Regions from separate parts of the Homo sapiens genome. Here region 1 is linked to region 2. A link is a contact called in ENCODE Hi-C data. All regions are on one chromosome and are shown on one strand. Each heading gives the region's core, a stretch centred on a gene start or an enhancer-like site at or near the end of the contact. The rest is flanking DNA. Distances are from core to core; before and after follow the strand shown. Region 1 holds the start of DHRS13 (dehydrogenase/reductase 13). Region 2 holds the start of ABHD15 (abhydrolase domain containing 15).

Evidence for each region. A loop is a pair of places that touch in the nucleus more often than their neighbours do. Pooled maps may share reads with other maps.
Region 1: a loop to region 2 is called in a pooled map, with 3 times the contacts of the local background. The contact joins the promoter of DHRS13 here to the promoter of ABHD15 in region 2. A Hi-C loop is called at or near these places in 6 of 50 pooled maps.

The regions. Positions count from the first base shown.
Region 1 is chr17:28,900,854-28,904,501 of GRCh38, reverse strand. DHRS13 (dehydrogenase/reductase 13) reads left to right here and starts at 1,423. Exons shown (of 5, transcript NM_144683.4): 1 at 1,423-1,684; 2 at 1,801-1,919; 3 at 2,886-3,009; 4 at 3,201-3,512. The coding sequence starts at 1,558. RefSeq lists silencers at 1,201-1,830, 2,332-2,524.
Region 2 is chr17:29,565,758-29,569,878 of GRCh38, reverse strand. ABHD15 (abhydrolase domain containing 15) reads left to right here and starts at 2,842. Exons shown (of 2, transcript NM_198147.3): 1 at 2,842-3,793. The coding sequence starts at 2,913. It overlaps TP53I13 (tumor protein p53 inducible protein 13), which reads right to left and starts at 1,178. Exons shown (of 7, transcript NM_138349.4): 1 at 1,049-1,178; 2 at 793-861; 3 at 520-561. The coding sequence starts at 1,120. RefSeq lists enhancers at 138-638, 1,722-1,771, 3,792-3,901 and silencers at 942-1,301, 2,302-2,561, 2,652-3,271.

The DNA.
Region 1 (3,648 bases), core at 174-2,673, 660 kb after region 2:
CTGGGCACACCATAAGTGCCAAATACCAGGTTCTAAATTGTACTGAATGTATCAGGCAACGGCCTTCTGCCCTGGAATGGTCTTACCCATTTGTTCCTAGCCAGCCCCACCCTTCCTGCCATCATGGTCACTTGTAATTGAGTGATGGAGCTTCTCTGCCTGTCTCTTATCACCTATGAGAACCATTCCAAAGGCAAATTTCCTCCTGAAAGGCAATAACAGATTTTACTCTCTATCTCTTCCTGCTTCCCTTCAGCCATGGAAGGCACTAGTGGGGTTGAGGTAGGGAGATACAGAGGGGGAATGAAGGAGTGAATTCTGACACCCCTTAACTGCCTGTGCCACCTTTAACAGTGTCCTCTCTAGCCTGTGTGGGGAGAACACGGAAGAATCCTAGAAGCTGGGGGCTGGATGTGAAGATAAGAAAACGAAGGATTTGGCCCAGTGCAGAGGCTCACACCTGTAATCCCAGCACTTTGAGAGGCTGAGGCAGGTGGGTCACTTAAGGTCAGAAGTTTGAGACCAACCTGGCCAACATAGTGAAAACCCTTCTCTACTAAAATACAAAAATTAGCCGGGTGTGGTGTCACACACCTGTGATCCCAGCTACTCTGGATTCTGAGGCAGGAGAATTGCTTGAACCCGGGAAGCGGAGGTTGCAGTGAGCCGGGATCACGCCACTGCACTCCAGCCTGGGCAACGAGAGTGAAACTCCGTCTCAAAAGAAAGAAAGAAAGGAAAGAAGGAAGGAAGGGAGGGAGGGAAGGAAGGAAGGAAGGAAGGGAGGAAGGAAGGAAGGGAAGGAAGGAAGGAAGGAAGGAAGGAAGGAAAGGAAAGGAAGGAAAGGAGAAGGATTTGTGCAGAAGGGAAGGAAGGAGAAGGATTTGTTCTTAGAGGGAAAAGCATCTAGGACTAGACTCAAAGACACACGTGTATTCATGTACACACCTAACTTCAGAAGGGAGGGACTGTGCTACATACACCTCGAGTAAACATATGGAGATATGCAAGCACATGCACTGGCAGAGACTACAGATGCAGGCACATACCTGGAGGGACTCTGCCAGAATGCACACAAACACCTACAAGGTGCTTACAGGAGCTCACACACAGGATCCAGAGGCACGCACACAACCCAAAGGGTGATCCTCAGGGACATGGGCACATACACACCTAGAGATCATTCACATACAAGCGTTGCAGATGCATGCACATACCTAGCGTGCACTCACAGGGTGTACGTGGACACACACACCCAGGAGTTCACACAGGCACACACCTAGGGGGCGCTCCCAGGGCCCAAGCGCACACACTCACCTCAAAGGTGTCCACAGAGGCACACGCCCCCAGGACGCCGACGCACGCCTAGGGGGCGCTCGCAGGGCCGGCGCGCACCCGCACGCGCACACGCCCCTGCCCAGCCTCCTGCCCGCCTCCGCCTTCGGAGGCTGACGCGCCCGGGCGCCGTTCCAGGCCTGTGCAGGGCGGATCGGCAGCCGCCTGGCGGCGATCCAGGGCGGTGCGGGGCCTGGGCGGGAGCCGGGAGGCGCGGCCGGCATGGAGGCGCTGCTGCTGGGCGCGGGGTTGCTGCTGGGCGCTTACGTGCTTGTCTACTACAACCTGGTGAAGGCCCCGCCGTGCGGCGGCATGGGCAACCTGCGGGGCCGCACGGCCGTGGTCACGGGTGAGTGCGGAGGCGGGTGAGTGCGAGCTGGCGGGGCGCGCGGAGAGGAGGCCGGGCCGGCGGTAGCAGCGGCCCGCCGGGCTCAGCTCAGCTCGGCTCCCGCCCGCGGTCCGCAGGCGCCAACAGCGGCATCGGAAAGATGACGGCGCTGGAGCTGGCGCGCCGGGGAGCGCGCGTGGTGCTGGCCTGCCGCAGCCAGGAGCGCGGGGAGGCGGCTGCCTTCGACCTCCGCCAGGTGAGAGGCAGCGGGGGCGCGTGGGACGGTGAGCCGAGAACCCGCCGGGACACAGAGAAGCCAGCAAAGGGGCTGCGGAGGATCCGGGTCCAGGGAGGAGAGCGCGGCGCGGGCGGCTGAGCGCGAAGAGGGAGTGCACGGAGCGCTGGGGTCACCCGAGGAAGGCGCACCAGAGCCGAGTGGGGGAGGGGCTTCCTGAAGGCCGTAATTGCAGTTCTGAGACGTTTAAGCATCAGTAGAAGTTGGGTTAATGATCAGTAGGAAAGGGAACAGCAGAGGGCACAGCATAAGCAAAGGCTCTGAGGCAAAGAGAGCTGGACTGATCTGAAAAACTGAGAAAAAGATTTAATGAGGCTGGAGCACAAAGTATGAGGAAGATGGGCAAATGAGGGGGCTGGAGAACATTCTAGAGCCTATTGAGAAGCTTGGATTTTATAGATTGGGCAGCAGAGACCAGTGGAGACCATGAACAGCCCTCAGTAGGCTCCGGACTGTCAGAATAGCCTTTGGAAGGAACTCCTTTGTGGCTGCGTGGTGCCTGGAGTGGGGGGGCAAGAGCGGGAGAGAGGAGACCAGTGAGAAGTTACAGATTTTAGGGTAAATGGTAATGGGGAAAGGAGGTGATAATAATAATAGCAAGTACCTACCCAGTGCTGCTAGAGTGTATTTTACACGTTAACTCCTTTCATCCTCACAAAAGCTCAGTGAGATTGGGACTGTTGTTATTATTATTCCCTTTACGCAGTGAGAGAACTGAGACCCAGAGAGATTAAGTATCTTGCCCAAGGTCACACTTTAGTAAAAGGCAAAGTCAGGATTTGAATCCACACACTTATCTAGTACACTCTAAGACACAGGGGCAGATTTTAGTAAACAGTAGGAGATGGACTCTCAGAATTTGGTGCCTGGGGAGAGGGAAGAGGAGAGAGATGCCTGGTGACAAGCCCAGCCCTTGCCTCTCCACAGGAGAGTGGGAACAATGAGGTCATCTTCATGGCCTTGGACTTGGCCAGTCTGGCCTCGGTGCGGGCCTTTGCCACTGCCTTTCTGAGCTCTGAGCCACGGTTGGACATCCTCATCCACAATGCCGGTGAGGGGCAGCAGGCCCTGCGTGGGGGTGGGGTGGCGGGTGGCCAGGGGCAACTGCCCCCTCCAGCGGGGGCCCTGCTGGGGCCAGTGGACACATGGGAAGGATGCCCCCTTCTCCCATCTCATAGATAGGGATGCCAAGGCTGCAGAGCTCCTTCTGGAGCAGCCGCTCACATTTAGCCTCTGCCCCAGGTATCAGTTCCTGTGGCCGGACCCGTGAGGCGTTTAACCTGCTGCTTCGGGTGAACCATATCGGTCCCTTTCTGCTGACACATCTGCTGCTGCCTTGCCTGAAGGCATGTGCCCCTAGCCGCGTGGTGGTGGTAGCCTCAGCTGCCCACTGTCGGGGACGTCTTGACTTCAAACGCCTGGACCGCCCAGTGGTGGGCTGGCGGCAGGAGCTGCGGGCATATGCTGACACTAAGCTGGCTAATGTACTGTTTGCCCGGGAGCTCGCCAACCAGCTTGAGGCCACTGGCGTCACCTGCTATGCAGCCCACCCAGGTGAGGTCTGGTTCTTTGGCTTCCGATTCCCCTCTCCTTTCCTTGCCCCATCCTGTGCCCCCCACACCACTACCGCCTCCCCACCCTCCATCCCTCATTGAGTCACAGAATCTCAGGGCAGCAAGGAAGCATAGTC
Region 2 (4,121 bases), core at 1,593-4,092:
TGGAGATGCTACCACGCAAGCTGAGCCCGCAGTGTGGAGCCTGGCAACTGGAGGCACACTCCTTGCACGATGCAGCTCTGTACTGTACACGGTGCTGGCACATACCCTCCCTCGCTGCTCACAGGTAGAGACAGAATTAATACCCTCTCCTACAGAAAGCTGGGGCCCACAAAGTCAGGAGACTTCCCGCTGTCTCCTCAGGGAGCTGGAGCCTGGGTTTTTTCCAGCTACTCTCAGAGAGAGTTCCACTCACAGCCACTTGTCCACAGAGCCAGCTACCCAACAGCATCCTGACACAGCATTGCAGATGACAGGCCTATGGCTCACTGTCTTTGAGCCATCTGTCCTGGGGCTGATCTGTCCTGGGCTTGGAGGTGGGGCAGAGAACTAGAACCCTGCCTCTGCCTGAGGGAAGTGGTAAGGAATGGGGCCGATCAGCAGAACAGGCAGCGAAGCCTGCTAGGAGCGCCTGTCTCCAGGCGTGGACACCAAGGGTGGTGGGCCCCTGCTTGTACTCACCTGCCCTGGGCTCACTCGTGTGTAGGTCACTCTTGGTGACACCTATACATGGGGAAAGAACAGAGCTTAGGGCAGTTGGGGGACTCCGTGTGTGTGTGGTGGGGAGGGGACGGCAGGCCCCAAGCGCCAGGCTGGGATGGAGAAGTTGGCTACTGAGGACTGAGGAACCGGCAGAGGTCCTCAGATGGTGACTGTGGAGGGTGCGGCGAGAACAGAGCGGGACTGGGCTAGCCTTTCACATCCCTCTCTCCCTGGGCCCTCCAGGGCTCCTACCTGCGGAGGCAGAGGCCACAGGCTCTCGGGACAATGGGCTCCCGCCTCCTCCGCCGGTCCAGCCATCACCTGTGGGTCCAAAGCGAAGAGTTGGGGCGCTGGACGCGGCGAGGCCCTGCCCTCTCTCTCCCCAGGCCCAGCCCGCCAGCGGAAGAACTCCGCGTCCCCCTCGGCGCGCCACTCCTTCCAGGACGAACTTTTGGCAAAGCGCTTTGAGCTCGCGGGCCGAGGCCTTCCCAGGAGCGGGTCACCTTACCTCGCTGGGACCCAGGAGCCTCGCGAGGGCTGCCAGGAGAAGCAGTTGGGGCGAAGGCGGAGGAGGCGCCATTCCAAGCGGCCCCGGGCCCGGCCCGCCGCCCAGCCGCTCCGCCAGCGAGGGAGCGCGCGCGCCCCGCCCCTCCAGCCCCAGCGCCCCCGCGCCGCCCGCGCCGCCCGCGCGTCCGTTGGCCCTGGGCTCGCGCGCGCCCCTCCCCAGACAGTGGGCCCCCGGTATCGCCCCGCCCCAATGCCCGCCCACAGCAGCGGAGTGTGCGCGCACGCGTCTTAAACCCGAAGCCGGAAAAGTTAAGTGTAGGAACCGGGTCAGCGCGCAAGGCTCAGTAGGGCAGGCGGGGGGCCCCTTTCCTCGTCCGGGGATTCGTCTCAGCAGGTCCCTGCAGTCTGTAGAGCAGCTGCACAGCTGCAGCGCCTGGATGAGATCGTGGAGCGGAGTGTAAGGCCGGAAATGGAATCCCTGTGGACCGGGTGGCCCAGGCTGGGGAGACGGGTACACTCCCCTGGCAAACCCGCTTCAGATTTGTCGGTGTGACCTGCAATGAGAAGAGGGGCAGAATCATGAAGTCAGGAAGAGCTGCTGAAGGGAGAGGGTCCCACCTCTGGAGCTTCGCCGTCGGCCCACCCCGCTCCCGCCCTCGCAAATAGGGTCCAACGCGGAGGAGCCTCGGGAGGTGTCTCCGCTCCCCAAACTCTCCAAACCCAGAAGCCCCGGGAGGCCGGAGCTAGCCGAGAGGCTGCTGTCTTCCCCACCTCCGCCGTCGCCCAGCGGTGGCAGGCGCGCGTCTAGAAAGAGATTGGTCGCCGCGAGATGGGGACGCCACAGGCCTCACCCCCAGGAGGTGCGCTGGCCGGCCCGCCCCGCAGCGGGGCGCTGGTTCTGGTTCCCTCTCCAGGATTTGGGGGGGAAACGTGGGTAGAGAGCGAGGGTCGAGATGCCTATCCCAAAGCTTGGAAACAGCGAGAACGTGTTATTTCCGTGGTCTCCCATGCACCCCGGTTTACGAGGCGTTCCTTGTAGGTCGGACGGGCATCCCTGTCGCAGGGCGCCTGAGTGTGTCCTTTTCTCCGACTGACTCTCGGAGGCTTGGGGCTGCTGTTTCTGGGGAAGCCACTCCCGGGCTGAGGATTTCCTTGATGTGGAGCCCCGAGCTCGCGGGGACGGGGGCGAGGAGTCCACGGGACCCGCACTGATGCAGGCGGGGAAGCAGCAGCCTCCCGCCAGCGGCTCAAGACGCCGCGCTCGACCTCTCTAGCCCAGTGCCGGACCCCGCCCAGCCAAGTTATTGCGGGGTTGCGGGGCCGGGCGGGGGAGAGCAGGGCCGCCCGAGGGCAGAGCGCGCGCGCGGCCGCCGCCCCACGGGGTCCCGGGAGCCGGCGCCCGGAGCTGCGACTTACTCACCTCTCCCTTCTGCTTCTTTTCATCGGCCTCTGAGGGCGCAGCGCCCAGGGTCTGGCGGAAGACCCTGATGACAGTCGGGTCCCCAAGCCTCGGCCTCCAGTCTCCCCACGTCTCCATGGCCAACACCGCTCTCCCCGGCTCGTGCCCTCCCCACTCCCTTCCGGCTGCCGGCGCGCCCTCCCTCCCTGGTGGCCCCGGCTCCTCTCACCCTCTGCTCCCACTTGTTGCAATTGCTGTACAAAGGGCCGGGGCGGGGGTGGGGGGCGGGCGAGGGCAGCCGGGCCCGAACTGGCTGCCTCTGCCCGGCCACGGCCAATCCAGAGCGCGCCCGCGCGGGAGGGCCCTGGGCAGCCGCCGCCGGCGGGCGGAGCCGCGGGCAAAGCGCGGAGCTCGCCGAGTAGACGGCCCCGCCGCCCGCTGCCCGCCGGGGCTCTCCAGCTTCGCCATGCCGCCGTGGGGCGCCGCCCTCGCGCTCATCTTGGCCGTGCTCGCCCTTCTCGGCCTGCTCGGCCCGCGGCTCCGGGGACCCTGGGGGCGCGCCGTCGGAGAGAGGACCCTGCCGGGGGCCCAAGACCGAGACGACGGGGAGGAGGCGGACGGCGGAGGCCCGGCGGACCAGTTCAGCGACGGGCGCGAGCCACTGCCGGGAGGGTGCAGCCTTGTTTGCAAGCCGTCGGCCCTGGCCCAGTGCCTGCTGCGCGCCCTGCGGCGCTCAGAGGCGCTGGAGGCCGGCCCGCGCTCCTGGTTCTCCGGGCCCCACCTGCAGACCCTCTGCCACTTCGTCCTGCCCGTAGCGCCTGGGCCTGAGCTGGCCCGGGAGTACCTGCAGTTGGCGGACGATGGGCTAGTGGCCCTGGACTGGGTGGTAGGACCTTGTGTTCGGGGCCGCCGGATCACCAGCGCCGGGGGCCTTCCTGCGGTGCTTCTGGTGATCCCCAATGCGTGGGGTCGCCTCACCCGCAACGTGCTCGGCCTTTGCTTGCTCGCCCTGGAGCGCGGCTACTACCCGGTCATCTTCCATCGCCGCGGCCACCACGGTTGCCCACTGGTCAGCCCCCGGCTGCAGCCTTTCGGGGACCCGTCCGACCTCAAGGAGGCGGTCACATACATCCGCTTCCGACACCCGGCGGCGCCGCTGTTCGCGGTGAGCGAAGGCTCGGGCTCGGCGCTGCTCCTGTCCTACCTGGGCGAGTGCGGCTCCTCCAGCTACGTGACAGGCGCCGCCTGCATCTCGCCCGTGCTGCGCTGCCGAGAGTGGTTCGAGGCCGGCCTGCCCTGGCCCTACGAGCGGGGCTTTCTGCTCCACCAGAAGATCGCCCTCAGCAGGTGGGTAACGGAGGCCGCAGACCAGCATGGAAAGAATAGAGGGCCTGAGCTGGCTAAGAATCAGAAACAGCTATGCATAGCATTGGAACAGGCGTGGGCCAGTTTGGGCAAAGTTCTCTGAACACATCTTCCAAAGCCTTCCAAACCCTGTAATCTAGACAGAACCGGGGAAGCGGGTTTAAAGGTCATCGATGGACTCAGCTAGTATCGCTGTGCTAGAGCAGGGACTCCTAACCCGGCCCCTTGCCTCATCTCGGCACCCCCTGCTGTATCCTAGCAATCTGAGCACCTGGCCCACGACAGCAGAGATACCTGACATTTACCACTT